2 separate regions of the Homo sapiens genome follow, and region 2 is linked to region 1. A link is an interaction called in ENCODE POLR2A ChIA-PET data of the cell type or tissue named here. Cell type or tissue: MCF 10A. All regions are shown on one strand. Links, peaks and the distances in the headings refer to the core of each region. The heading gives the core; the rest is flanking DNA.

Region 1 (12,526 bases), core at 1,521-9,520:
TGGTGGGAGCCCCTCCAACCCAGGGAAGCAGAAGCTGGGGTGTCCCTAACGGAATTTTATAGCATTGGCTTCCTCCAGGAGAGGGCGTGCCCCCAAGCAGGACCCTCTGAACTGGGTGCCCAGACCAACCCTCTGCTGTGCTTCTACCATCAGTCCTGGCGCAGCCCCAGGCCCCTCTGTCCAGTGCCAACCAGGGTCCATCTGGATGACACATCTATCCATGCATCCTGGAAGCCAGGAGCGCTCTTAGGCCTCGAGAGGAGCCCTCTCTACGGAGCACATGTCTGCAGCGAGCGTAGGGGTGGGGGAGCAGCTGCCCCGGCGTTCTCATTTCCGTGTTGACGCAGTCACTGAGTACCTTACAACACACTGGGCACAGTGCCAGGTACTCAGTGAACCCAAGTGTTAAGGCCCAGCCCTCATGCAGTGTGCTGTCTGGTGGGGAGACAGATATTTAATACGTCATTGCATGACTTACTCTAAATTATATCACAAATGTAATGAGCACAATGAGAAAAAAGGTGCTATGAGGGAGAATACCTGGGGGTCCCTCCTCCTCTGGGGGATTGGGGGCTGCTCCAAGGAGAACCTGCTCCTTTGAATGTGAGATGCCAGGGCTTGGCCTTCCCTGGCTTCAACCACACTCATCCCAAAGTTAACACCTCTGTGTGCCAACTATCCCTGTGGCTAGAGGCGTCTGGCCTCTCTTCTCCCTGGTGGGAAATTGTGTCCATCTCCCAGGGCCTAAGTTGAGACCCTTTTCTGCTGTGGAGCTGCCTTTGCTGTTCCATTCCACACAGCTGCAGCCATTTCAACTCCAGGAGGCTACTTTGAACCCAATTTTTACATTTCCCCTGCTATTTTCTAGTAATGTCATATATGTTACTCTGCTTTCTGCAAATGCGAGGTGAACTGAGGAAGGGGTTCCCCGTTGGAGGGTGTCAGTGCCTCCGGGTTTATCCAGTCACTCAACTCATGTATTGGGTTCCTGCTATGCACCAGCCCAACAGTGTGTCCAGGACTACAGCGGTGAGCCTGTGTGGGAGGAAATGGGGAAGCAGCCAGGAAGGCTGGGGAGCCATCGTCTCAGCCCGGGGCCACAGCCGCTGCACCCCACCCCCAACAGCTAGGAAGGCTGGGGAGCCATCGTTTCAGCCCGGGGCCACAGCCGCTGCGCCCCTCCACAGTGGAGGATCTGCTCCAGGGCCCTGCACTCGCACAGCAGTTTCCTGTGCTCGCATGCTAGTGTGGCTCAAGAACTTTCAGATTGCACACTCATACTTTACTCAGCTCTGTCAGGATCCCTGGGTCTGCACAGAATGTCAGTCCTGACTTGTGAAAAGCAGGCTAGGGGGATGGAGCCTCAGCATGCCTAAGCCAGGCCTCCTGGGGGAGCTGGGGCTGGCTCCTGCGGCCTCCTGGGCTCACCTTGCTGCCTTGTCTTGCCTCAGCCTCTCCCTCTGCCCACACCTCGAGGTGCCAGCCGAGGTTCCTAGAGGCAGGAGTGGCCCAGAGGCGATCCGAAACCCCACGGACGCTTACTTGGTGGCACAGCCTCCTCTGAGAGTTTCCACAAGCAAGGACCCTGGTGTGTTCCACCACCGACCCTGAGGCCTGTGAGGAAACCCAGGGCTGGACTCCAGGCTGCTCAGTGTGGGAGAGTCTCAGAGAACTCCAGAGGGTGACACTCACACCCGACAAGGAGACATTGCCCTGTGTATGTGTTGGGGGCTGGGGGGGAGTTGGGCTGTCAGCGGAGATGCCCTTGGGTGGCACCCGTCCATATGGGCTTTTCTTTTCAGAAGTCTGCAGAGCTGGGTCTGGAAGCTAGGGCAGCAACATGATTTAGCAACACAGAAAATAATATTTCTGCCAAGAGCCATACCACCCTGAACATGCCCCATCTCAGCAGATCTCAGAAGCTCAGCAGGGTCTGGCCTGGTTAGTACCTTGATGGGAGACTGAGACTATCAGGTGCTATAGGCTTAAAAAAAAATTCCAGTTTCTCCCTGCTCTAAACCCCTGCTCTTCATTTCCTGACCATTGCCTAAGGACCCATTCAGAGGACTGGAAACCTCTGAATGAGTCTCAGCCTCTCCCTTGCTTGCTCCTAAGGAGAGCTGGGTGTTAGCCAGCCAAGTCTGGGGTGCAGAAACTGTTGAGAGGACGAAGACAGGCAGGGTGGGCGGAGACAGGAAGGGAAGGAGATTCCTGCTTCTTGGATCAGCTTCTGAGCCCTCTTTTGTTTTGAAGAATTCAGGTAATGGGTAAATAGGGAGAAAACTTTACAGTCCATGTAAAATGCTGATAGAGCACAGACAGAAGATGAAAATAGGAAAGACTCAAAAGCTGGAAGTGATGTGAATGTTTGCCATTTCAAGTGAAAGGCTACCGAGTTTTGGAAGAATAAGAAAATAAATAAAACATAATTTTAAGAAGTGTTGCTCTGGTTTTTAAATTGAATCCCTTTTAGCATTCTTCCAGACACCTGAGTGAAAACTGAAACTAACCATAGATGCCTTTTGTTTTAGCCTGGTGCTGCTTTGACAGTGACTCTGTGTATAGCCTGGACCACATGAAGCCCAATTTATATTTCGGTTACACACACACAGGTGCACGCACACACACTATAGAAATACATCTCAGAAATGTACTCTTAAGGGGACAACTGAAATGATTCATTGCACCATGGAAATGTATTCGTTCATCTGTTAAGCAGCCGTGTCTATCTCACTGATGGATTAAGGTCCAGTTTCATTCTGTATGCTGACTCCTTCATTCCCTCCTCCTTGGCAAAGCATTTTACTTCAGCTAGCTTCAAAGGGTGTCACACCCAGGGTAAAGAAATAAGTCTCCTCTCTGCTTTAAATTTCACAATGAACCCTGCTATAGAAATCATAAAAAGAGTTGCTTTTCTCATCTGCTGCAGCCAGCCCCAAAGTACATCCAGCCATATCAAATTAAAGCTGCTTACCAGAGACCATGTCAGCTCTGGGTGAAAGTAGTGCAGAAGAAGCATTGCTGAACTTCCTGGAACTTGTGGACAGAACATCTGCCAGGGCAGCTGGGAGCTGAAGGACCAAGAAAATTAAAACCCAGTGACAAGATGAATGAGGATCCCTTGCTCCCATGTTGTGTCTAATTACCCAGAGGAAAAGCCAACAATGGGTACTGTAAATTGTCCTTGGAAAACAATCCTGGGAGTGGTTCTGCCCTTCTGTGTCCCCAGCCAAGCTTCCCCACCCACCCCACCCCCAGGCTGGCTCCACCAGCCTCCTTCTAAGGAGCACTTCAAGTGTGCTCCATCCTGCTCCACACCCCCGGGTGCCACTTCCTCTGCTTTTCCTCTCCCTAAATGAGGCCTCACCCCCTTCCTGTTTTCTGGGTCACTAATGACTTCAACTCAGGGAAGGGAAATGTTATCTTGAGCCCTTTCCTTTGTCTTCACCTTCACTATTTGGCTTAGCTGTAGATCTAACGATACATGAGGGGAAGAACCACTTTGGGTGCTTGAAAATGGGGTACAAGGAACCAGTGACTGACTCTGGTGCTTGTTGGGCGGTTCCACCAGGTGCTGGGACCCTTGTCTTCAAGTCCAGCTTGCACCGGTGGCAAGGGGCAGAAATGATGTCCCAGGGCAAAGTACCAGAATAAAAATCACGTGCACACACAGGCTTTGGTCAGTTGTAAGGAGACAGCAGCTTAATAGCTTCCAGCCTTCAATACAAAAATAAAGCTCTGTGAAAAATATAATGAATAAAGTGTGATTCCTATTTTTAGGTTACAATTCTTCTTTAAAACACAAATATGGCCAATGGCAAATGTTGGACACCCATGCAATGTGCTTGTCTTAAATTCTTGGATGCCATGTTTATGTACTTATCCCAAAATGTCAGCACCAGCTCAATGTATGTTTTCTAAAATTGCTTCTGTGTCTTTTAGAGGATTACAATACCTGATTTCTTATCCCATGAAACACAGCTGGGGGTAGCGATCAGAGAAGGGCTCTGGTCCAGTGGCTTGATGTCCTCCATTGAGGAGGGGATGGAGATGGACCCTCCCTCGTCGTGATGCATGGAAGCAAGGTGAATCCCTGCACGGCTGGGTTAGAGGTATTCAAAAGGCCCATAGGAGCACTTGATCTTTTCTCTACTGCTCTCTTGACCTGAGCTTTCCTCCTCAGCATGGAGAAATGGGCTGGAAGAAGTTTCTAAGGGCAAGATGAGGCCATAAAGGACTCCTCCTTCCTGAATCTCTTTGGATCAGCACAAGTGCCTTTCCCCCAGAGCAAATATTTTAGCATATTCTTAAAAGAGAAGATGCTCCCGGATCAGTGGAGGTGCAAGTCAGCAGGGTAGAAGGTGCTTTTCTGGGCATCAGCTGTGATTTTTTGACTATGAATAATGAAAGACACACAATGCAAACCACTTTGCTTTCTCTGAATCTCATTTAATCTGCTTGACGATACTAGGAGGAAGCTGGGAGTTAATCTCCCCACATTTTTGAGACTGAGTCTCAGAGAAGTGAAATGACTTGCCCAAATTAACACTCACTTAGTAAATATTTATGGATTATCTACTGAGTACCAAGCACTTGTTTCAGCCATGGGTTTATGGAGATAAAAAGAAGAGGGGTCCCTTGTCCTCCTGGCACCTACAGCCTGCACCCAGGGCTGCCTGAGAATGGGAAGATGTGAGCTGCTAATCACAGAGTGGAACTGGGAGCAAAAATAACATTTCTCTGGGCATCATGTTTGAGATGAACTGAGTTGCCCTTCAGAGACCTGCTGCCTCATCTGGATGCATATTGGAGAGAAAGATCAGCTCCCCACCCCTGGAGGGGCTCGGTGCTGTGAGTCACAGCCGGCCCAGCTCACCGTGTTGAACAGAATTGCCCTACGTGAGTAGCAGTATTTAGAGAATCAGAGCACAGTGAAATCGGCTCAGCTCCATGACCGGAGGGAAAATTGCCCAACCCTTGGAAGACTCAGAAGACACTAGGAGGCCGGGCGCGGTGGCTCACGCGTGTAATCCCAGCACTTTGGGAGGCGGAGGCGGGCAGATCATGAGGTCAGGAGATCGAGACCATCTGGCTAACACGGTGAAACCCCGTCTCTACTAAAACTACAAAAAAAATTGGCCGGGCGTGGTGGTGGGCGCCTGTAGTCCCAGCTACTTGGGAGGCTGAGGCAGGAGAATGGCGTGAACCTGGGAGGCAGAGCTTGCAGTGAGCCAAGATCGTGCCGCTGGACTCCAGCCTGGGGGACAGAGCCAGACTCGATCATAAAAAAAAAAAAAAAAAAAAAAAAAGGCACTAGGGGAGTTCACAGGGCTTTGGGGAAGATTAAATAATGTATATGAAACAGTTTTTAAAGAGAGGATTAAAACATTCTTCCAGTGCAATTTATATTCTCCTGTTTTCTAAAAAGACTCAAGACAAATTATAATAAAATAAGTAGAAAAAGTAGGATACATAAAGATAAAGATTAAAAGTACATAACATGCCCTGAAGGAGAAGAAAGACAAAGTCATAAGATAAACTCTACTTTAATGAAGGTTGCTGACTCAAGCATGTAGTTCCTATCTGAGCCCCCTGGCAGCCATGGGAAAAGGTGAAGCGCCATGAGTTACATGACTTTTATCCAAGGTTGTAAAGACGTGTACTTCCCTCTGTCCCAGATGCTGGGAGGTGTCCTCCCCTGTATAAATGAAATGAAAATAGACATGGTCCTCAATAGCTTTTGATTTAACTAGAAATAATGTCATGTGGTCATGTATCCTAGCCAAGTATTATTTTTAAGAGCCTTGAATTCCAGTGATTTCTGGGCTTGAGGCCTGCTAAAATTTTGGCTGATAGGCCCTGCAGGGATGTGGAGAAACTGTTTTTGGGCACTATGTGCCACAGCCGGGTCACCCTGACCACAGTCCCCAAAAACAGTCGGGGGATTCCACTGTGGCCAAAGTCCTGAAACGTGGTCTCCATACACCTTTCAGGGCCACTGTCGAAGCTCCTCAACCTCGCCTGTGCCTCGATGTCTTTGGCTATCCTCTCTTTCTGGGATGATTCTGCTGCCCTGCCATGCTGTACACCCTCATGTCACCCTCAGCACCTCCCTGCTGCCCGAGCACCCCCCAGCTTCAGGCATTCCTAAAGTCATAGCTGGGATCCTGGCCTATGTACCCCCTGACCCCCAGCCAGGTGACCCGGGACAAATGCTAAGAAAGGGAAAAACAAAGATGTCATATTAAATGACTGTGAAAGTTTCCTTTCAGCTCTCATGCCCCTGTTAGGATCAGTGACTCCTGACAGGTGGAGAACCACCTCTATGAAAGGTTTTCATTTCGATAAGGATACTTGGTCAGGCTTCTGTCATAGTCCAGTGATGGGGCTGAGACTTTCACATTTTCATCGAACCCTGGCCAATGTGTATTTGGCGATGGCCTTGCTCATGACAAAAGGACCCTGCCTGGCTGCTCCCAACAGTTGGAAAACCACATAGTGTGAGTCATCTCCACCCCGCTATGACTTCTGCAAGGCTCAGCCTGAGTCAAATGACATGCAATCAGGGAGCAAGCTGGGGCCGGGGGACAGGGAAATGATCCAGATGACCCTACTGTGACCCTCACCCCTCAACCCAGAGTGCCCAACTGAACACTCTCCATGCCGTCTGATGAAATCTTTATGGTATTGATGGCAGAGTAGACACTCTCAGGAGCAATCCTGGGCCTTTAAAGGGGAGAGCTCCTTGGAGAAACCCTCCCTTCAGTGGGGGCTTTGCAGGCAGGTTCTTGGCCATGCAGTGCCTGATGGGAAAGTGTACATTAAAGAGCTCTGTCTCCCTAAGGCTGCAAAGTCCAAAGTCCAGGGAAGAGCACAAAAATTACCAAGGTGTTAAGACCTTCCTTCCTTCCTTCCTTTCTCTTTCTTTTTCTTTCTTTCTTTCTTTCTTTCTTTCTTTCTTTCTTTCTTTCTTTCTTTCTTTCTTTCTTTCTTTCTTCTTTCTTTCCTTCTTTTTTCTTTCTTTCCTTCTTTCTTTCTTTTTCCTTTCCTTCTCTCCTTCTTTTCTCTTTCTTTGTTTTTCCTTTTTCTCTCCTTTCTTTCTTTCTTTCTTTCTTTCTCTTTCATTTCTTTCTCTCCTTCCTTTCTTTCTTTTTTCTTTCTTTCTTTTCTTTCTTCCTTCCTTCCTCTTTCCTTCTTTCTTTCTCTCTCTCCTTCCTTCCTTCCTTCCTCTCTTTCTCTCTTTCTCTTTCTCTCTCTTTTCCTTCCCTTCCTCCCCTCCCCTTCCCTTCCCTTGCTTTCCTTCCTCTTTTGTGCTGCAGGGCAAAATTTACTTCTGCAGAAGGGTGCTGCCTGCATCAATCATGACTGCAAAAGCACACAGAACAACGGAGAGTAGCGGTTTTTATTCCTAACGCAGATTCTACCTCTGTGTCTTTCCCCCATTGACTGGGGTTGGACCACACAATCTAAACTAGTCCTGATTGGCTAAACATTCAAACTTTCTTAGATAAGGTAGGCACGTGATAGAAGAGCCAGGAAGAGGAGGAAAGGGTCATCTGAGGGGGGACTAGAAAGCTAACCTATTCCCACATAAGGGAAGGAATGTGGACTGGGGCTTCTCATGTCTAGGCATGTTTAGACAGGTTACTGCACAGCAAAAGCCGGGGCAGGGGGAGGTGGCGGGTTACTCCGAATTTAGAGAATAAAGAACAGGGGAACTGGACAAACTGAAGAAGAACCTAGCTTTATCTAACACCTTCTTTTTCTCTTTTTTTCTTTCTTTCTTTTTCTTTCCTTCCTTCCTTCCTTCCATCCTCCTTCCCTCCCTCCCTTTCTCCCTCCCTCCCTCCCTTCTTTCTTTCTTTCTCTCTCTCTGTCTCTCTTTCTTTTGCTTTCTTTCTTTTTCTTTCTTTCTTTCTTTCTTTCTTTCTTTCTTTCTTTCTTTCTTTCTTTCTTTCTTCCTTTTCTCTCCTTTCTTTCTTTCTTTCTTTCTTTCTTTCTTTCTTTCTTTCTTTCTTTCTTTCTTTCTTTCTTTTCTCTCTTTCTCTCTTTCAGAAACAGGCTGGAGTGCAGTGGCGCAATCATAGCTCACTGTAACCTGGAACTCCTGGGCTCAAGCAACCCTTCTGCCTCGCCTTCTAAAGTGCAAGGTTACAAACATGAGCCACTGTGGCTGGCTGTGAACTTCTTTCACAGAAACACATTCCCAACTATTGTTGTGAAGTGGGCAGGGAGTGTGGAAAGAAAGGGCTGCCTGCTCTCCTCCCTGCTGGGTGTGAAAATCGTAGAGGACCAGGTATCTGATTGGAAACTCTGATCTGGATGCCACCAATGGACTTGTTTTTAAACTTCATTGTCTTTCAGCATCTGGGAGTTTGGCCTTCCAAACCTTGTTAGAGCTGAGTCCAGAGGGAATGGGACTGGCACAATGGACAGATTTCTGTTTTTCATTTCAATTCAGCAAGCTTGTCCTGATACAACAGTCACTCCTCCTTGGGTCTCTTAATTCCCATCCTTACCTGCAGCAGTTCAGATGAGGAGTACACTTTCAAGTCCAAGGGTTTAAATGAGATGACCTCTGTTAGAGACTAAATTCTGTCTCCCCTAAAATTCCTGTGTTGAAGCCTTGACTCCTGGTACCTCAGAATGGGACTGTATTGTAGATAGGGCCTTTAGAGTGGTGACTAAGGTAAAATGAGGTCATTGGGCTGGGTCTTAATCCAATCTCAGTGGTATCTTTAACAATAAGAGGAGATTAGGATCCAGACACACAGGAAGGGCCCTGTGAGGACACAGAGAGAAGATGGACGTTGGCAAGCTGAGGAGGGAGGCCTCAGAAGAAACCCACCCTGCTGGCACCTGGATCTCAGACTTCTGGCCTCCAGAATTGTGAGGAAATCAAGGCCTGTAGTTGAAGCCACACAGTCTACCCAGCAGCCCTAGCAGTCGCACACAACCTCTAACATGAGGAGTGGATGTGGGTGCGTGGCCTGCACTGGGGTTCTGGCCTCTCAGGGCATGGGCTGAGCATGGGAGAGCTGTCCACTGATGGTGAAACTGTTTCTCAGTTAGAGGGCCTTTTTCTCCTCTGGGAAGGGGAGAATGTCAGCCTGCTGTTTCTGAAGACCTCTCCCCTGATCTTGCGGTGCCAGGCTCTGTCTGACTTGCTTTGAGGAGATTTGCTCACCTGTCCTCTGTCAGACCTGGGTGGAAGAAGGAAAGTTCAGAGCTGATGTCAGCACCGATTCACCTAAAGCACTGAGGGGCTTCGCAGATTTCTGTCTGATACCTACTGGGAGTGGACAGAATACAGGCTTGGGGTGGGGGCTCTGCTTGTTTCTCCTAATACGGTGATAGAATAAGGAAGGCATTCTGCTAATGTCTAAGCTGTTCCTAAAAGACCATTTTAACCGCCTTAACACTGAAAATGCTTTGCACCATTCACGTTGAAGGCTAATGGTGAACAGGGTAGCAACAGGTAATATTTTTTTTCACTTTAAAGGAAGAAAGAAACACAATTTCTAGGAGGTAGTTATGTTCATCATTGCATTTTTTTAAGATTATCCATGAAAATTTTAATAGCATTCTAATTCTAACATAGCCTTCAAGATGAACACAATTGACATTTTTCATCTATGGGGAAATGAAAATTATAACACAACCTAGAAAACCAGTGCCGCCGATGGCCCATGATTCTTCTTCTGTCACTTTGAGGTTGGGATGCCACCTTTGGAGATGCCTTGAGAGAGACTGTGGCAGTGCGGTGGATCTGGGGAAGTCTCCTCCCACCCCTCAGATCCAATAAGCTCCCAGGCACATCCTCTTCCCAATCCAACTTCCAAAGAGAAATCCTAGACACTGCCCAAGGCTCTGAGTTTAGTTCTAAGTACATGTCCATTTTACTTTTTTTCCCAAAATAATAATTTACCATTCACTGAAGATTGCTTATATATGAACCAAATGCTTACATTTTATTCTTAATTGAAAACAGAAATTGGCCCAACCATTACTTAAGTGGGATATGATTAATGCTTATCAGCTAAGCATTAATATCCCCCAAAGCTCGATGCTGAAGCTGTTAGTCAGCTCACAGCTCACAAGGTCCTGTGCTTGGAGAAGGTGGCTGGAGCTGGCTCAGTCGGCTCTTCCTCCATCGTGCGGCCCTGTCCCCGGGGAGGCATAGGCGTCAGGGTGAGCCCATGATGCAGAGCCGGTGCTTCTGAGCAACAGTTGCTATTTTTAGCTGGTCTTAGCTAAGTGACCTCGCAGCAGGTCAGGCTGGAGAGTGGACCCTGAGCCCTTCAGATAGGAGAATGACATCAGTGAGTGACACAGTGCAGCTGCAGGCGAGAAATACAGGGTGTTCCTAATGCCAGTGCTTCCTGTATGAGGAGGCACTTGCTTCCTGTAGGAGGAGGCACCAACAGATGCTGTTTGGTGGCACTTGGCACATAAAGAGATACTTCCCAAAGATAAAACCCTGGCCAGGAGCTTTAAGACTATAATAAAACTGTAAGATTGTTAAGTAGTCAAGATGAAAAATGATCTTTTCCTAGTATTTTTATGGTCCCTCAGAACGAGTGGGCCCCTGATAACACCGCTGCCTCCTGCTGCCCGGGCTGGGTCTTCATTGCCTCCTTGATGGAAACTCGGGTGTTGCTGTGGAATTGAGATGCTGTAAACACAGGATCCAGTGATGGCTTTCGGTGTGCATGCTGCCCTGTTGCCTTCCACTGTGTGAGTCAGGGCAGGTCTGTGACCCACATGCTGTGGTGGAAGGGACCTGGGCCTGTGGCTGTAGAAGGCCTGGCCACCTCCTACAGATAGAGCTCCTATTTGTGCTCTGGGAGTGCTGAGCTGCCATGTAATTAAAAAGTCCACATGGAGAGGCCACGAAGAGAGGCAGAGACCCTGAGATGACGCTGAGGGTCCTGGCTGAGTGCAGCCTCCTGGCCGTTCCCCAAAGCACTGGGCCTCTGAATGAGCCATGCTTGGTGTCTCACCCCATTTAAGCCCCCCTGTGACGACGCCACACAGTCACATCAAGCACAGCAGAAGGACCACACACTCAACCCATGGTAGGGAAGAAGAATAAACTGCTGTTTTAAGCCACTAAGTTTTGAGGTGGCTTACTTCACAGCAAGAAAAAATGGAGACTATTACAGATGAAACAAAGTCAAGCCTAGGGCCAAGTCGAGCATCATGGCCAGCACAATCACAGTCAGCCTAACTATCCTGCCTGTTCATGCTGGCTTAGGACATGTGACAGTTCCAACCCCCAGCAAGGGGCGGGTAAGTTCCTGGGTCAAACAAAAGGTGAGGTCAGGTCAGCAGGGGTCTAGGCAGGTAGCTCTCATGAGGGTAACGGATTTCCTCCACCCACCAGGATTCCGGCAGGCACAAAGGCCCAGGGCATGATCCCGCTGGGTAAGGAGTTTCAGGGGAGACCTCCAGAGGCCCAGCCTCCCTGGTCTTGGGAGGCCCCCACAGCAAGGGAGGGCCCTCTCTCATGCCCAGTGCCTAAGAAGCAAGGGTCAATTCCTAAGAGTTCTCAGTGGCCACTGCAGAGAGCAAGGCAGAGGCAGGGTGCCTGGAGTGTGTGTGAGATTCCTCCATGGTCAGCACCATCCTTTTTCTCTAACTGAGCAGCCTTCAAGAGTTGAGCCACAGGAAGCTTCAGGGCTGCCTCTGTCCTCCCTGGCCCCAGCAGGGAGTAGGGAAGACTCTGGCCTGACGGGGAGGAAAGGGCAGCAGCTTCTCTGCACCCCGTGAAGGATGTCTCTTTCACTGTGCAGAAAAGAGAGTGGTTTCACTGTGCTCTACTCACAGGAACGGGCCCCTCTTCCTCCTGGGGCAGCCTATGGGAAGAGGGGCAGGCACCTGCCACCCACTGGCTGTCATGGCACCAGAAGGTCACACTCCAGTGGCAGGAGAACGATGGGCACTGCCCCATCCCTCTCTTAGCTTCAAGGCCTGCCCTGGGTGTGAGGGGCAGTACACTGCTGATGGTGCTGGCCCAGTAGCATTGTGCATCCCATGCAGCCCAGCCCTGGCATACAAGCCTGGCACACAGGCACCAGACCTAGCTGCTTCTCCAGTCACCTGCTTGCCTGCTGTGGGGCCTCAGGGCACACTCTGCCCTCACCCATTTTAGGAGCTGCCTCTTCCTCAAAGCCTTCTGAGTCCTCCCCTTCCCTTATGGGTGAGCCCCTCCCTGCCCCTGAGATCTCTGGGGGCACCTGTGCGACTTCTTCCCGAGGTGCCCTATACAACCCCTTGCCTAGTAGATTCAGCTGTGTTTTCTCAGACACCACAAAAGGCTTGTGCATTCTCTCGGGAGCCAGCCCTGGCGGCCTGGCAGGAGGAGCTTGGAGCTCTGTGTGCTGAGGAATCTGGAGCTCGCCCAGGCTCAGGTGCAGGGTTCCATGACAGGCTAACCATGCCTGCTGGGGAGCAGGGGGCACAGCGGAGGGTCAGGCTTTGGGAATCCATGTCCCAGGCCATCGTCACAGCTACACAGCTTTCT
Region 2 (12,526 bases), core at 1,811-9,810, 58 kb after region 1:
CCTCTTCCCCGTGTTGTTATAAAGCTCAGGAAGCAGGAAAAGTCAATAACCAAATACATCGTTCCTGGTCCTACTCTTACCCTGGCATGGAGCCCTGGCTCTCCTCACAAGCACTTCCTCACCAGCCTGAGCCAGCCTCACCTGGCTTGCAGGGGTGTGACAGGCAGTGCTGGAGCCCAGTGGGTCCAGGGTCTATACACACTGCAGGGGCTTCAGGGTTGAGCAGGAGACAAGGGTCAACTGCAGGGCAGAATGGGTCCCTGAACCTGGCATCCATAGTGGACTTTGGCAGGCCTGGACAATATCACAGCCAAAAGTCACGGTCTGATCAGAAAACTGGAGGAGCAAAGTGTCAATCAAATGGTCCCACGGGCACTCCCGATGCCGGTTCCAGGCTGACAGGGCCACCTCCTGTGGTATCTGGAGCAAATCAGCACAGAGACCCTCTGTGTTAGTCAGAACTCTCAATGTTAACCAGCACATCCTCTTTCTTTATTCTTTCTCCACCCTCCACCCTCCTCCCCAGGACCCCGACCTCACCTCACAGTCGCCAACTCCCTTGGCCCACTCCTGTCTCTGGTAGTTTCTGTTCATCGAGGAGTGACAAGTCACCAGACATGGGAATCAGCACTCAGCGCATAAACCAAAGAAAACAGGAAAATTCAAAAACACCTTTTCACTTCAACAAAGCCTCCCTTTAGGCTGAACTGAGGTTTTGTGGAGGTGCACTGTTATTCTGCAGGCCATTATATAAAAGTCACAACAATTCAATGAACCACAAAGAGAAGAGAATTCTGTGCACAATCATTACTTGATTCTACACCAATACCATTACTCAGTGACTCCTCTTTCCATGTAATAAATGTCTAGTGCAGTCGGTCACTTAAGATTTCTTGAAGCAAGTTTGATTTCTCTACTAATTTCTAATTTCCTGCTACACCCCTTTCCCCTCCTTCCCTGAGAGAGACCCTCAATCGCTACTCTCGCATGCCAGACTCTGGCTACATTTTCTGGCATTACATCAATCAAACTTGGTTTTGGAGTTTTTAACTTGTCTGTGAGCTCCTTGAGGGCAAGGCTGTCTATTTTATCCCAAACCCGGTACCTAACCAGGTCTTCAGGCTGCCTGTCAGTGGTTTGGAGGGAATTGCATGCGGAGGACCTCTGAGGAGTTGTAAAGACATCATGACTCAGACATACAATGGTGAAGGCGCAAAACGTGCCCCAGTTACCTCTCCTCTCCCTTCTGCTGGGATGAAAGGCCCCTGGTGCTTGAGTGTCGGGGAGTCGATAACAACTTTGTGCAGGCCCCTCAGGGAACTCCCCTGGCTAAGAACAGTGGGGTGAGAGTGATGCCTGCAAAGCAACCTGCCTGGAGGGAAGCCTTTCAGAAAACTCAGATGGATCACAGGGAGTGGTGGGCCCTTCTCTGTCTCCCTCAAATCATGCACAACAAAATCCGGAAACCATCTAAATCTCATCAATAGCAGAATAGATTTGCAAAACCGTGGCATATTCACAAAGTGGAATACTCAGCAGTGAGATGAACAGCCTGCAACCACACACAATGCGGATGAATTGCCCAAAGACGCCAGATACAAAGAGCACACACCCTGCATGCATGGATGCTCAACAGCCCAACGTGACCATCGCTGCTGTCAGAGCGGGGAGTATGGAGCCTGGGGGAATGACCCGGGGGTCTAGGGAGCAGAGAATGTTCTGCTTCTTGATCTAGGAGCTGGTTATGTGATGGGTTCAGCTGGTGAAGATTCCCCCGGCTGCTGGGCATGACATATGCGAGGTAACCGGGCACAGAGGAAGTCACCTATCCCACCTTCACAGAAAGCATCTGCACACATTCCCTCCCCTACCCGCCAAGGAAAAATTCTCCAACTCCAACTCTTCTGAGTGGGAGTTGGCATCATTTATAGGAAAAAAAAAACCCTGAGCTGATGTCATATCTTTTCTTGTTATTTTAGCTTGCCTGTCATTATTTTTTGTTCTTTTAAATGAGCTCCTCCACTTTTTTTTTAAACTTCCTTCCTGGCATTTGAGTCATTTCCCAATGTCTTCGTGTGCTTTAGAGAAGGAACTTGGTAGCCAACATGGTCTGTGAGTTCTACTGTTTGTTTCTCCAGGAGTCTTCTATCCAGATGCAGGCAAGAGCTGGGCAGAAGGTTTTTTTATTTTTATTTTTATTTTTTGTTTTTATTTTTATTTTTTTATTTATTTTGAGACAGAGTTTCACTCTTGTTGCCCAGGCTGAGTGCAATGGTGCGATCTCGGCTCACCACAACCTCTGCCTCCTGGGATTAAGTGATTCTCCTGCCTCAGCCTCCCAGGTAGCTGGGATTACAGACATGTGCCATCACGCCCAGCTAATTTTTTGTATTTTTAGTAGAGATAGGGTTTCTCCATGTTGGTCAGGCTGGTCTCAAACTCCCGACCTCAGGTGATCCACCCGTCTTGGCCTCCCAAAGTGCTGGGATTACAGGCGTGAGCCACTGCTCCCGGCCTGGGCAGAAGGTTTTGAAGAAATAAGGCATGAGAACAATGGCTCGATTTTGCCTTAAGGCAAGACTGTGAAAGATCACCTTTACTAAAATCCCTAAGGCAGATAAAGATCCCATTGTCTAGTGGTGAGAGCTCACTGTCACACAACCCAGGGAAGGCGCTTTCAATCGGCCCCTGATTTTCCAGCAACACTGGGCAGGAGTGAGTGCTCTGTTAGGAACATAGCTAGGCCAGCCCTGGGTTTCTTGCTCCATGAAGTGTTTTCCTTTCCTGGTGCACAGTCTTGAACATTGACCTGGGCAGATTCAGGGTGAATTAACATACCCTTAGCTGGCATGAGGGGGAGAAAGACCCAGACACCTTCACCGTTGACATCAATACTGAGGGCTAAAACATCTCACCCCATTTTTAGCTTATTCCCATCTGGCTCTAAGGACCCCTGACAGGGCCAGTGTGGGTATCCAAGCTGGTCTTCAGCACCCTTCCCAGAACCCCAGGCTCTTATCCGGCCCTCAGCTGCCCCATGCTTCCCTTCAGTTAGAGAGGTCCACCTCTGAACCTGCTAAGAGGTATCCATGCACCCTCAGTGGTGGCTGGGGCCAACAAGCCCCGCAAACTACAAAAACATCATATAAAATAATGGGAGGGGTGGGCAAACTGCAGCATGTGGACCAAACCAGCCTGCGGCCTGTTTCTGTAAAGAAGGTCTTATTGGAACACAGCCATGCCCATTGCTGTACATATTGTCTATGGCTGCTTTTAAGCCTCAAAGATGGACTTAAATAGTTGCAACAGAGACCAGTGGCCTGCCAAGCTGAGAATATTTAGTGTATAGGCTCTTACAGGAAGTGCTGCAGATCCCTGATGTTATGATGGTAATGGTGTTCCTTTGCTTCTGTAGTGTGTTACATTTTAACAGAACTTTCTGGAGACAGCGCCTGCAGAGGACTGGCTATTGTGTTGACAGTTCCAGCATCTTCTTAGGATGGTAGAGGCTATAGTGCCCACTGCACCATCAAAGCCCTGCTGGATGGCTTCCTGCACCTTCTTGGCACAAAGCTTGTCCCCACCCCTCCCAGGGCCTGCAGCTCTGGCCCCACTGAACACCTCAGCTTTGCGGGGCTGGGCAATGAGCACTGGCCTTTGGTTCATGAGATCCAGGTGGATGCTGGTGGCCCTTTGGACGGGTGTGACTTCCCTGCAGCGAACAGGTGACAAAGCCACTTGCATCTAGTTCTTATGCAATGTATAAGTAAACTTCTGCCCTGAGAATCTCTCCTGTTTTTTTTTAATAAAACATTTTATTTTGAGATATTTGCAGATTCACATACAACTTATGAGAAATAATACAGAAAGATTCCATGTACCCTTTACCCAGTTTTACCTGTGATAGTACCTTGTAAAGCTATGGAACACTATCACCACTAGGAGACTGACCCTGTCGCAGAGCACGGCACATGTCTGTCACCATGAAGATGACTCCTGCTGTCCTTTTTTAACCACACTCACTTGCCCCCTGACTCCACCCCACCTTAACCCCTGACAACTATTAGTCTGTTCTCCATTGAAAGAATTGATAGAATATCATTTTAAGATTATTGCATAAATGGAAGCATACAACATGAACCTCTGGTTATGGCTGCCCCACTCAGCATAATTCTCTGGAGACGCATCCAGGTAGATGTGTGGATCAATCTATTACTTTGTATTACTGAGTAGTATTTCAGAGTATGGATGAGCCACTTTCAACCATTTACCTGTGGAAGGATAATTGGGTTGCTTCTAGGTTTTGGCTATTGTGAATACAGTTGTCATAGACACTCATGCACAGATGTTTGCATGAACATGGAATTAATACAGCAAAGCCTGACCAAGAGAGGGCAAAGGACTTTGGCTGCAGATTCCCGTTTCTGTCAGGCTCCATTTCTGGAGGCACATCAGGTCAAAAAGGAACATAAACTCCTTCAGTGGATGCTCCTCCTCATGTCCCTACTCTTTCTACTCCAGGTATAAGTTAGGGTCCTAGCTCCTCCATCACTCCTGGCTCCTCCCTCATCACTCCTAGCTCCCCCATCACTACTGGCTCCCCATCACTCCTGGCTCCTCCCTCATCACTCCTGGTTCCCCCAACACTCCTGGCTCCTCCCCCATCACTCCTGGCTCCTCCCCCATCACTTCTGGCTCCCCCATCACTACTGGCTCCCCATCACTCCTGGCTCCTTGTTCACTCATGGCTCTTTCAACCCTCCTTGCTTCTTCAACATCAGTCTTCCAGGTTTGAGCTTGGCAAGGCATCAGCTTGCCTAACAGCTGAGAAAACTGCCGTTACTCATCTCACATGAAACTGTGGAAGGACCTGTCTTGCAGGTTGGTAAGAGGATTAAGGGGACAGGGTAAGGGAAAGCGTTTAGAACTCCTAGTTCCCATACATGCCCATACATGCATGCTTTGCTCAGAATGCTTTGGGCTCAGCCCAAGGCCCTGTACTCCACAGTACACAGAGATCCAGGGAAATGCAAGCTGACAGGAAAGCAGCCTCCGTGAAAGATGCAGCTGTGCTCATCCGTGAGCGCAGCTCCACTCAGTGCATGTGTGTGGATTCGTCAGAAAGCACCAGGCCCTGTGTTATTGCTGAGCAGACAATAAGGTCCACGAGACGCAGCCCCTGGCTTCAAGAAGCTGGTAGTGTAGTTAAATGACCTAAAGAAGAAATATCCTTTAGGTTGCAGTCACTCAATAACTCTTAACTCTTCTGCACAGAAGTCTGGGCTGGGGGTCCAGGGCCATTCAGGCCTCCCTGAAGTCCCCTGCAGTGCCTGTGCTGTTACTGTCCTATGCTGGGGATCTGGTGTGCACAGCACAGTGTACAGGCAAAGCTGAGGCTTGCTCTCCCTGCACAAGGCGGGTGGTGAAGCATTGGCTGTATGTGGCAGAGAAGCTGCAGTTTCTAGATCTTCAGGCATGCTGGCCAAATGCTGACACTTGGGGAAATAAAGCTAGTTAGAACATCTGGGACTCTTCTATTTGGCCTTGGGGAAAGGAACAAGGAACAGTGAAGATTCACGCTGTGACATCAATATTCATGCTAGCAAGCTCTCCACCTCTCACTTCCCAACCTCAGTGCTTCTCAGAGCTGGTGTAAGAATCACCTGTGTGTGTGTGTGTGTGTGTGTGTGTGCGCGTGCGCCTCACCCACAGCAAGTCTGATATAGTTGGTCCAGAATGGGGCTTGGTACTATGGTTTGTCCCCCACCCCAGGTGATTCCCATGTATGGCTGGGATCAAGTAGTTACTGATCACTTGCTCCCTATAGCAGGCACTAGGGAGCCAGCAATAGACAAGAGGGATGAGTTTCCAGCTCTGACTGTCTCACAGTTTACTGTTGGGAGATCAATTTCACATATACAAAGTTACCACTATGCTCAGTTCTGGGAGGAAGAGGAGCAAGGTTGAGAGGTTTGCAGTGAGAGCATGTAACCAGGAGGCTGAATCTACAGTGGGGAGATGGGCAAAGCTCCCCAAGGCCTAATGCAGTTAAAAGAGTTCATCAGTCACTCAGTCTGCATGCATGTTCACACACGTGTGTGCGTGTGTGTGTATTGGCCTTGTGGAAGGACTGGGTGGCCCACAGAACTGTGGCTGGGGAATGTGGACATGAAAATAGGAAGGATCCGCTGGGCACGGTGGCTTACGCCTGTAATCCCAGCACTTTGGGAGGCTGAGGTGGGCAGATCACAAGGTCCAGATATCAAGACCATCCTGGCCAACATGGTGAAACCCTGTCTCTACTAAAAATACAAAAATTAGCTGGGCGTGGTGGCGTGTGCCTGTAGTCCCTGCTACTCGGGAGGCTGAGGCAGGAGAATAACTTGAACCCAGGAGGCGAAGGTTGCAGTGAGCTGACATCGCGTCACTGCACTCCAACCTGGTGACAGAGCGGGACTCTGTCTCAAAAAAAATTAAAAAAAGAAAAAAGAAAACAAGAAGGACCAAAGTCCCAGGGCTAACAGGGCCGTGTTAGAAATCTGATTTTTGGCCTGGCGCAGCGGCTCATGCCTGTAATCCCAGCATTTTGGGAGGCTGAGGTGGGCGGATCACTTGAGGTCAGGAGTTTGAGACCAGCCTGACCAATATGGTGAAATGCCATCTCTACTAAAAATAGAAAAAATTAGCTGGGCATGGTAGTACATGCTTGTAATCTCAGCTACTTGGGAGGCTGAGGCAGGAGAATCGCTTGAACCCAAGAGGCGGAGGTTGCAGTGAGCCGAGATCGTGCCACTCCAGCCTGAGCAACAGAGTGAGACTGCCTCAAAAAAAAAAAAAAATCTGATTTTTATCCTATGATCAATGGCAAGCCCCAGCAGCATTTCACTGTGGTGTGTGTGCTTATGGGAAAACAAATGATCAGGCTTCTATTTCAACATGATCTCACCTTACAGCATGGAGCATAGGGGATGAGGCTGGAGCCAGGGGCTGGTCAGGACACCAGTGCTGTGCCCACCCATGTGAGAGGCGGTGGAGGTGGGGCATGGGCGGGGAAAAAGAGGACTGGCCCAGGGCATGGAGCCAGATCATCCCTAGAGGCTGGGAAGGTGGGAGGAAGGATGCCGCCTGCACGTCGTGGATCACTGGACGGATGGTGGACTGGGGGAGGAAGTGGGAGTAGTTTGGGTCTTGGTGACTCTGAGATGTTCTGGGAAATAGTGGACAGCTGGGTGCTCTGATTGGGAGATGAAAGGACAGGCCTGATGTGGACAGGCACATCTGTGAGGCCGCGAGATGGGGCAGTAGGAGACATGTGGGGAGTGGATGCAACCGAGCAGCGGTGAGTTGGGCAGGAGAGAGACAGGGCCCAGGAGGGAACCCTGTGGAGGCCAGAGCAGGGAAGAGGCCCAGGGAATGTGGACCACCTGGTGCCCACACACTGGACACTTCCAGGAGGGATGCCTGAGGGTCAGGGAGCAGAGGACTGATGGGGCCCATGTGGTTGGCCTGCAGAGGTCAGAGGAGGCCGACGTGAAAGCAGCCCCAGGACACCAGAGAGGCAGAAAGGACAGCCATGAATGAAGAAGTGGGCAGATGGAAAGCAGTGGGGGTGAATGCACGTGCTGAGAGCCTGGCTGCAGCAGGAGGAGAGAACTGGGCTGTGCTGGCCTGGACCTCAGCTTTGCCAGATCCTTGCACGGGTCCAGGAGCCTCCTCCATGACCCGTGCAAGGATCTGGCAAAGCTGAGGCTGGACCTGGCCTGTGGCTGAGCTCCCCTGCCCTGGGCTGAGGAGAGCATTAGTTTGAGTGAAGTGCCTACTGTATCTGTTTCTTTAGGAATCAGGTTGCTGTATTACAGGGAGATGTCGACAGTAACCCTCAACCAGAGCAGGGCTGCTTTCCAGCTGCCCCCATATCCTTGATGCTTTTATTTGGTATACGAGTTGTGCAGTTTCCTAATACTACTGTGGTTCTGTAGCCCCTCCAACCTGCCCATCACTTGAGACTGAGTTGAATGGAAATGTGTTTTATAATCTTCTGTGCAATAAATTGGTTTTGCAGTGTGGCAACCCAACTCGTGAAAGTGCTTATCATTTTCAATTATAATTTTTTAGCTCAGAGATAAATTATTAAAGCACAGCAAAATTGTTCCTGAAGATAACATGCTCACATGGTAATTACTCAGGTAAAATGCTGGTAGTCCCCGGGCATTCTGGCTTTGCCTTTCTTAGGAAACCATGCAGAACTATCTCTGTATGACGCAGCAGTGTCACGTTTTATCCTGAGTAGGCAAAAGATGCAGCCTGCTCCCATTGTGGGTCTGAAACAGCTTCTGCAAGTTGGAGCCTGAAGTGACCCAGTATCTCACCCTGCATTTGCCGCCCACTTTGTTCCCACGGGAAACAGGAAGGTGAGGGTGCCAGTGCATGGGTGTAGATGCCAGGTTTCCCGACTGCTCCAGCGTGTCTGCCTTGCCCTGGCCATGCCATCTACTGCTGCTCGCTTCATTGGACCCCAACGTACGGTGCTAGCTGTTGGAGTATGAACAACCAGAAAAATAAAGGCCAGTCTTCCCCAGGTATGGTTGTCAGCTGTTCTGAGCCACCACCTGGAATATCTGCAGGTGGAAGTAGCCACTGAGCTGCTTCCCTCAGTGTCAGTGCCCGCGAAGGAAGGCTACTCTTTCACCAGAAACAGTTCAGCTAGAAGACTCTTCTGTCTTCCAATATGAGTGGGTGGGAGTGTGGGAGAGCAGAATTTGGCCCTAGAACTGTTGTGTAGATATGAATCTGATTCAGCAAACAGACCAAAGCTCTGCAGGCCTGAGAGGGGCTTCAGGGCCTCTGGGTCAGCTCTTGTGTCAAAGAATGAAATTTTTAGGACTCAGAAGTCTGGAGAAAATGCTTTTGGCTGCAAGTAACAACCAAAGTATAACTGCTCAAACAATTAAGAATGAGAATAATTTCATATAAGAAGTCTCAGGTGGGATCATTTCAGGTTTGGTGAATCCCACAGTTCCAGGAGGCTTTTGGGGACCCGAGCTCCTGCCCTCTTTTTGCCACCTTTCTGAGCCAGCTTGTCCTGACCACAGCAGCTTTGCACACCAGCCCTCAGAAGATCACTCAGAGGACAGGCTGGCCATTTCTCCAGTCTCTGTTTAAGAGCAAGGGGGACTTTCCCAGAAGCATATGGAACTTTCCCTTATGCCACATGGGCCAGTCTGTGTCCCTCCTGAGCCAGGTCCCTCCTGAGCCAGGTGTCAGCTGGGGACAGAAATGTCATCATTGCTCAGATCTGTCAGGGTTGTCCCCTGAATAGGGGAGTCTCCCAGCACGTCCCAACGCTTACTAGCATCAGGTGCACAGTGGAGCTGGTCTTAAGAAGAATAAGGGAGAGTAACAGTTGTAGAGTCTTCAAGAATTCATAAGATGTTACAATTAGAAGGACCCTCCCTGCTTTATAAAGAGGAGAGATGTCCAATATTTTGGCTTCCCTGGGTCACACTGGAAGAAGAATTATCTTGGGCCACACATAAAATACACTAACACTAACGATAGTGATGAGCTAAAAAAAAATCACCAAAAAAATCTCATAGTGTTTTGAGAAAGTTTATGAATTTGTGTTGGACTGCATTCAAAGCCATCCTGGGCCTCATGGGCCCTTGAGCTGTAGGTTGGACAAGCTTGGTATAGGGAGAATCCTGGATAGTTCCCAGCTAACTTTCATTTGAAGAACTGTCATGACTTTCGATAGAAGATGCATAGGCTATTGTGTTATAGGTATTTAGTGATGTTGAGGCTCCCAGGGCTGCAGGAGCCAGCCTGGCGGCACTAAGGAGGAAGCTAATGCAGGCACTGATTGCCACGTTGGGCTGGTTGCCAGCATTGCAAGACACTTTGATTTTTTTTTTTTTTTAGAAAAGCCAGAAATGCAAATCTTTCTGTAAAATCTCACATTTCTTAAATATGCACAATTCACTGAAATATTTAAAACACTGTGTGGGTCTAATAGTAAATGATGAAGAGCTGGACCCAACCTGGGAGCCAGCAGCTGACCTCGTCCCGATGAAGAGACTGGTGTCTGGAAGCTGTCCTGAGGCTTTGCCTTTACTTTCTCCAATGACCAGGCACAGCATCCAGCTTGGGAGACACAAGATGTTCCAGCGGAGGCCTTGAAGAGCACTGCCATATTGTCCCGCACTGGGCTCAGGTCACTTTCCAACTTTTACCTTCTAGAAGGAACTGGAATGGAGGGACGAGATGAACCAGGGCTCTCAGGGGCAGTAGACAGGATTGTGTCCTGCACAGAGGAGTGCTTTTCTTACAATGCTAGAGAGAGGTAGGGCGTGCACAGTGTGATTCATAGTTTCGAGGAAAACCAGACAACATTCAGAACTTCTATGGGAAATGAAGCTGGATGATGAAATGTAGCCACTGGTAAAATAAAAGCAGGCAAAGAAACCCCACTATGGGCAGACAGATACATATACGGGCACCTTCATCAGTGGAACAGGCCAGAAGTGGGGGCGTGGGTGGACGCTTATTGGGTGAACAGCTTTCCGTGCTAGGATCTGGCATGGAAACATCAACCACGCCTTTGTGTATTGGGGGATCCAGTCGTGATTTGAATGCCTAACTAGGAAGGGCTCTTCTCTGTCATTTCACCAGGGGCAGACTGGGCATGTGCCCTACCCATGCTCCTTGCTCCCCACTATTTTAGTGCACGGGGACCTGATGTCACAGCCAGCACCTACCTGGGGGCTTTCTCTGGCTGCTGGGGCCATGAGACAGCCATGTTCCTCCCCTCCTGCTGGTCCCCCCACTTCCTAAGAAACAGATATATCCGGACTGAGAAACGAGGCAGGTATACACAAAGGCAAGCTATTTGTCATTTTCGACAAAAAGGATATCAAAAAGCAACTTCGCTTATTTTCAAAATGACTGAATCAAACCCAATTCTGTCAGCTCATTCTTTATGAGATGTCAAAACCCGAGCACGCTTCATCCACGTGTCCAGTGAGGAAACACCATAATCGGGGCGGCATCATGGGCTGCATTCTCAGCTTGCCCTGCTCCTCTCCTTCTCTGCCCGGACTGGCTCTCACAGATGGATGACAAAGAGCCCTGGAGAGTGGAATTACTCGGCTGAAGCCACAGAACATGGGCCAGCAGTGAGAGCAGAATTCAGATGGTATTGTATCTAAAACACAGGACTTGGCTTCTCACAGTTCAGGACAACAGGGAGAATTCCAGGTTTCTGTGGAGCGATTGAATCCTACCATCAGGGCACACAGGGAGCTCCACAGACAGCTCCCTGCAGAGAGGCAGACTCTGCTTTGCTGATGGCTCTGAATGCTTCTGGCTCCCCTCCAAAGGGGTCCCAGCTTATGCCCAGCTGGCATGTCTGTGCTTTGGAGGTCAAGGCATATGAGCCCACAGACTGGCATATTTGAGTGAGGGTTACAGAGGTAGTGCACCTGCCGTGTCCTTTATCTGCACCCCAGCAAGGAGGGTTAGGTCATCAAAGCTGGGAAGTGTTCTTGCAGGGGAGCTGCCTTGTGCCCACTGGGAGATGGCAAGCCCTGAATGCCTCAGACCAACTTGAATGGCTCTGGGACCCAGCAGCGGGGATGATAGATTGGCATAAAGATGCATGGACAATTGACCACATGGTGCTGAAACCTTCGGGCAACACCTTGATACCAGGATCCCATGGCAGGTAGGGAAAGCTCTCAGTGCTCAGGTCCTGGTGCTGGGCATGAAAACACACACATGCCACCCTGAGCCCTACACACGTTGCCTGGATTCTTGGATTAGAGCCACTGTCTCTCTCCTCTGATGATGTCTCTCCAGCAGCCTTTCTTCTCTGTGTGCAGGTGGGGTCTATCCAGCATTGCTTCATCTCTGGGTCTTTGCAAGGGTGCGGGGACCTAGGACATGCTAGACATTTCTTCCTTCTGGAGGGTTCCTGGTGACTTCCCTGCCAGAGAATCACCTAGGGCAAAAATAATAACCATAAATCATTAGAACTGTTATTCAGTAAATGTGAGATTGTATTCATACCACTAATCGTGGAACCACAGACTTACCACCTACTATGCCAAGCGCTTTACTGAGTCATCTCATTTAATCCTCATGGCTCTGTGGATGTGACACCATTTACATGTAAGGAAACTGAAGCCCAGAGAGGAACGGTGTTTGCCCAGGGGCACGTGGCTAGTAAGTGGCACATTTTGACTAGTGGTTGAAACTACAGAAGATAGGGGCTATTATTCCCATCTTGTGCTAAGTCAGTGGAGCTTGGGGATGCCCACTGAGATGCGGCAAGGCAAAGGCAGCAGTCCTGGCCTTGGGAGACTGGGCTGAGACCCAGCGCTTCCTCCTGCTCCTGGACAGTCTCCCTGGTTGCAAACCCTCATCCCAAGGGTTCCTGGGTGTGGACCTAAATACACCTAGCACTGGAGGGTTCTCAACCAGTGCTTGTGAGGTCTTCCTTTCCAGTTGTAGTCTATACTCCTCAGGAATC

What was found. Peaks named below come from ENCODE experiments on the same cell type or tissue, not always from the same donor. Only the 100,000 strongest peaks of a DNase experiment are listed, where the experiment ranks them.
Region 2: POLR2A ChIA-PET joins it to region 1 with 16 read pairs; 6 of 35 experiments call an interaction of 5 or more read pairs at or near these places.

The regions. Positions count from the first base shown.
Region 1 is chr20:23,150,317-23,162,842 of GRCh38, reverse strand. LINC03125 (long intergenic non-protein coding RNA 3125) reads right to left here. Exons shown (of 6, transcript NR_199692.1): 2 at 2,975-3,071. It also overlaps the pseudogene RNA5SP478. Among named protein-coding and RNA genes, the nearest start is that of LINC03125, 8.5 kb to the right of the region's middle. RefSeq lists enhancers at 942-991, 11,614-12,526 and a silencer at 2,517-2,616. In MCF 10A, for the core only: no CTCF peak of the experiment used is centred there; DNase peaks (open chromatin) are centred at 2,142, 4,932, 6,572, 7,582 and 1 weaker place.
Region 2 is chr20:23,093,007-23,105,532 of GRCh38, reverse strand. No RefSeq gene overlaps it. Among named protein-coding and RNA genes, the nearest start is that of CD93, 13 kb to the right of the region's middle. RefSeq lists an enhancer at 9,245-9,394. In MCF 10A, for the core only: no CTCF peak of the experiment used is centred there; DNase peaks (open chromatin) are centred at 4,892 and 8,352.